Regions from separate parts of the Homo sapiens genome. Here region 1 is linked to region 2. A link is a loop called in an ENCODE intact Hi-C map of the cell type or tissue named here. Cell type or tissue: endothelial cell of umbilical vein. All regions are shown on one strand.

Region 1 (2,500 bases), 120 kb after region 2:
TGATATCCAGCATTGCTTATAAATAAAACACATTTTTCCCCATGTATTTTAAATACTGTAATTTACAAAGGATGTATTAATGAATAATGAAATTTTTTTCCACTTTGGTAAAAGTTTGACACAGGTATAAAGGGCTTATATTGAAAAATATGGTATTCAAACAAAATATTTTAGAAGTTACTCATCTAAATTGCCTAAAATATTATTTCTAAAAATATTTGTGGATTAACTGAGAATGTAGGAATCGTTGTAGGATTTAATACATTTTAACCATTGATATTTGGTTGTGGTGGCATTGCTTCCATAATACAGTGACTCTGCAACTGCTATCTAGATTTTTTTCACTTGTAGAGTGTAATAATTTGCAAATGTTTTGTTTATTTTTATATTGGCAGAGATTATAATTCTGAGGTACTATGCTTATAGGAAAGACTTAAAGAATATTAGGTCGGGCACGGTGGCTCATGCCCGTAATCCCAGCACTTTGAGAGGCCAAGGCTGGCGGATCACGAGATCAGGAGTTCGAAACCAGCCTGGCCAACCTGGTGAAACCCTGTCTCTACTAAAAATACAAAAATTAGCTGGGCATGGTGGCAGGCATCTGTAATCCCAGCTACTCAAGAGGCTGAGGCAGGAGAATCATTTGAACCCGGGAGGTAGAGGTTGCAGTGAGCCAAGATAGCACCATTGTGCACTCCAGCCTGGCTGACAGAGTGAGACTCTGTCTCAAAAGAAAAAAAAAAAAATAAAGTATTACCACCAGTTCTACTTGTTCTTCTCTTTTCAGTGGCCCATCCTTAAGCCAGTTCTCTCCTTGGTAGAGAACAAAGACAGGCAAAAGAGAAGAATTTCCAGTTTTTCCATTTTACTTTTACTTGTTAATATCACTGATGGCTAAATATTTCATGAAATTATACTTTGATGCTCATGTCTAAAATGACACTTCAGCGTTAACTAAAGATTTCTGTTTTTCATGTTTTTTCATTTAACACTGCTTCTCTACAGCTGAGCCTGGGTTTCAGTGTTTAAATCGGATCTTGGAAGAAGCTTTCTGTAAGCTTGGAATGTGCCTTATCTTAAAGCCTTCTTCTCTTACCCTGTTAACCATTCCTGGCTTAAAACCTTCAGAAGTCATGGGATGTGGGTTTGCCTGGGGAGTCTGCTGCCTCCAGTGGAAATTTAGGCAACTGCTATGGCTATTCCAGACAAGTACTTCACAGATAATCAGATCTGTTTCCTATCTAACCGAAAGGAAAAGTGTAAAGCTTAGAGGGGTAATTCATATATTCCACTTTATAAACCATTCTAACAGCCAGTTGTAGGAACAGGGCAGCTGTTTGTTTTTAAAATCACTTATTCTCAAAAGAGTTCATTTGGAGACAGTTAAAATAAGGCAATAGGCAGAAAGTGGTAGAGCTAGAAGAGGCCTAACTATGTTTATTGGGGTTCATAGATAAAAAGCAAATGACCAGGTATTTTCATTATAAGCCATTATGTAGTCATTTCTTTTTTAAGCGCGTGCTACCAATTGATGTTTTCAGTTATGAAGAGTTTTGCTGTTACTAAATGATCAAAATTTTAGGTTTAGAATATTGTAACTAATATTTCTGAAATTGAGAAAAATTTAAGTAAGTGAATATATGATTAAATTAACCAGTAGCTGAGATCATTTACCTATTTCAGTTGAGAACTTGAGCTAAAATTAAGCTTTATACATAATCCCAGTTCCAGAAAGGACCTTGAGAGGTCCTCTAGATAAGATCATATTTAGACTGTCCCAAACACATTAGCCTATAATTTAGACAAAATTAATCTCAGTCAGTCTCAGTCTGTTTTTCTCTCTCCCTTCTCACCTCTCCTTGACTTCTCTTTTTCTAGTTACTCTTCCTTCTCCAATATCCTTTCCTCTTGCTCTCGTAATCTCTGTCCCCTTACTTTCCTCTGCTCTAAAATTTCTTACTCATGTGTACCACAAGAATGATGGTCTTTTATAATCCGTTTTATGGCTATTAATTACATACACTAAATTTTCAAAGCAAAGACCTAATGTTCTATTGTATAGATGTTTCAGAAATCATCATACATATAACTAGATTTCAGCTGCATGTTGGTATCCATCCCTAAACAGTTTAAGGGTGTTAGCGGTGATTATGATAATTGGGAGCAGAAGACAGATTCTCTTGACTAGGCAAACTTTAGTGAATCTTAGTCCTTTTCCCTGGAAAAATTAATAGTATCACTCATTACATAGGGCTTTGCTCCTGCATAACTAAACCACCAGGGAGATCTTCCAGGTTCCTAGCCATCACCTTTATTTGCAAACACTAAAAAATCTCTAATGTTTACTTCTTTAAACCAAAAAAAAAAAGTTAGAGCATTATAGCTGTGGCCTGCATTCATAGAAAAAGTATGCTTGCACTAATGTTTAGGGGCTAGGAATATTAAAGCATTTGCTATGACACTCAAGAAAAAAGTAATAGTACCAAAAAAGCTTTATAGA
Region 2 (2,500 bases):
AGTACTGTGGGCTTGTGCCCTGACTGATTTATATCTTACTTGTGGAGTTCCAACCATTGTAAACAACACTTCTTTCCAGGGCGATCTCATGACTTCTTGGTCCCTTAGTTCTTATATAGAAGCCAGACATTAATTTGCCCCCTTACCAGAAACATAATGACTTGTATTGTAAGAGTGATTTTAAGAGACCTTTAGGTATTTAAGGAAACATCATATAGTTCTCATATGATTGCTGAGATTTCTCCAAAATCAGGCTAACCTAGATTACTTGGGGGAATTTCCTGGAGGGGCTGACTCATTCATTATTTACGTGTACCCTGCAGGTAGTTTATCTCTAGGATGGAGTCATCCGGTTAGGATAGGTATTATGAAATCAGTCCCTGACTTCAGCTGAAATGATTAGTGTTAGGATTTTATCTCTAAAAGGTATTCAGGTCAGCATCAAGTCACTAGCCAGAATTGTTATGTATGATAGAATTGCCTGGGACTTCTTCATGGGCCAGACAGATTACAAGGTAGATTCTGTGTAATTGCCAATGCATCTTCCTATACCTGGATTAATGCTTTAGTTTAAGTGGAAAGGTCAACACAGAAACATGAGGAGGAAGCCAGTTGAATTTCTAAGGTAGACTTTGATGGTTTATGGGATTTGTTTAGCTGATTTTGTCCAAGACCCTAGAGGACCTAGTGGAAGTCAGTACTGTAGATTGACCTCACCTTGCTGCTCAGAGTTCCTGTTTGTAGTAGCCTTAATTACATAATTCATAAGGCAAATTAAATACATTTGGTCCTCCCTTTGTTGGTCAGATTAATCAGCTTGGTTGATAGAATGGCATACTTATAGAAAAATTGACTGGGAGCCTAAGACAATGTAGAAGCAAAGGGTACATATTGTTAGAAGGTGATTTTCCTTGGGCCTCTTGCATTTCCATGTTTTACAAGCAGAAGCACTGACTGCCTTTGTTTTGGACTGTCCTTTCAAGGATGCTTGTATACTAAACAGCCATGGAAAGTAGACATAGTTTCTCCCTCTGGAACAAAGGGCAGGTATGTTTACTGTGTATATGGAGAGAGAATTTATCTCTCCAGAGCAAAAGTCAGCCATACTTACTGTGCATTATAGATCTGGGCTTCCTAAACTCAGGCTTCCTTTCCTGTAAACGCACTGGGCATGCAGACATCCATTTGGGCTCATCCGTGTTGCTGTCATGACAGTGGGGATAAGGGAACTGATGCAAATATGCTGATATATTCTTGCTGGGATGTGACTAATAAAGTCATTTGTCTCTGATCTGAGTCTCCTGTCTTCTACCTTCATCCTTGAAAGGGTGGCAGGCTACCTTGTTAGTTTACAAGTAGGGCAAAATCTCAGGCCCTTGACACAGTTGACACTGAGATTATGGGTGCTCTCTCTAGAGTGTCCATTTGAGGGCCTCGTAGCCCCATGTAATAAAAGATCCATTTGAGAAGTAAATAAAAATTTCAAAGGCATATACCCTTCAGCCTAGCAATGCCATTTAAATGTATATGCCCTCTAGCTGACTTAAGGAGAGTCACAAGTTATCGCCCTTGAGACAAATCTGGCTCACTGCTTATTTCTTGTAAATGAAGATTTGTTGTAACATAGCCGCACCAATATTTATTGGTATTGCCTATCATTGCTTTTGCACTACAAGGCACAATTGGGTAGTTGCAACAGAACCATATGGGCAAAGCCAAAAATAATTCTTAACTGTTCCTTTAAGAAAAAGTTTGCAGGGCCCTGCTTTAGCATGCTAGCCCAACATTGTTTACTTTAAATATATGTGCAAAAGTAGGTATACAAAGTAGGTATATCAAAATAGGCATACAAAGATGTTCAGTGCAGAATTATTGGTAATATTTTTTAAAACCCACCAGTTAAACTGTAAGCAACCTCAGGAGATGTGAGAAGGTCTAATTTTCTTTCTTTTTTTTTTTTTTTTTGCCTGAACATTGCCTCATTCTTTAGATTTTAAAAAGTCATACCTTGCAATGAATTCCTGGTGACTCTGGTATGTGGCCTTACATACTTGTTCTTTAAATATACATGTATATTTCTTCTTCTTCACCCAGTTTTAGAAAAGAAGGGATTGTCACATAATATAATCTGGGAAAGAAGGCAAGGGACACCAGATTATTTTGGTAAACCTCCATGTATCACAAACTCCAGGGAGTGTAAGAATCACCCAGTGAGGGTTGAGGTGTTACTGTTGAATTTTACATTTTAGTAGAAGGATCTTGGAAAGCCAGTCAAAAAGTAATTTAGGACACTAAAGTGTCGACCTAAAAGGAAGAAGCTGAGGCAAAATTAATGTAAGTAGAGAGCGTATTGGGGCCAAGCTTGAGGATTGCAACCTGGGAGCATAGATTCAAGTTGCTCTGAATATACACATTGATTAGCAGCAGTTACAGGTGAATTTTTAGAGGCAAAACAGGTGGACTGATACAAAGTTGTTAGGAATTTTTGTTAGTTTACAGA

The links. Peaks named below come from ENCODE experiments on the same cell type or tissue, not always from the same donor. Only the 100,000 strongest peaks of a DNase experiment are listed, where the experiment ranks them.
Region 1: a loop joins it to region 2, with 5 times the contacts of the local background. A loop is called at or near these places in 10 of 110 quality-filtered maps.

The regions. Positions count from the first base shown.
Region 1 is chr15:57,137,301-57,139,800 of GRCh38, forward strand. The region is part of intron 5 of TCF12 (transcription factor 12); the gene reads left to right. Among named protein-coding and RNA genes, the nearest start is that of SNORD13D, 140 kb to the right of the region's middle. In endothelial cell of umbilical vein, a CTCF peak has its summit at 1,157; a DNase peak (open chromatin) is centred at 1,141.
Region 2 is chr15:57,015,779-57,018,278 of GRCh38, forward strand. All of the region lies in intron 3 of TCF12 (transcription factor 12), which reads left to right. Among named protein-coding and RNA genes, the nearest start is that of TCF12, 98 kb to the left of the region's middle. In endothelial cell of umbilical vein, no CTCF peak of the experiment used is centred here; a DNase peak (open chromatin) is centred at 1,423.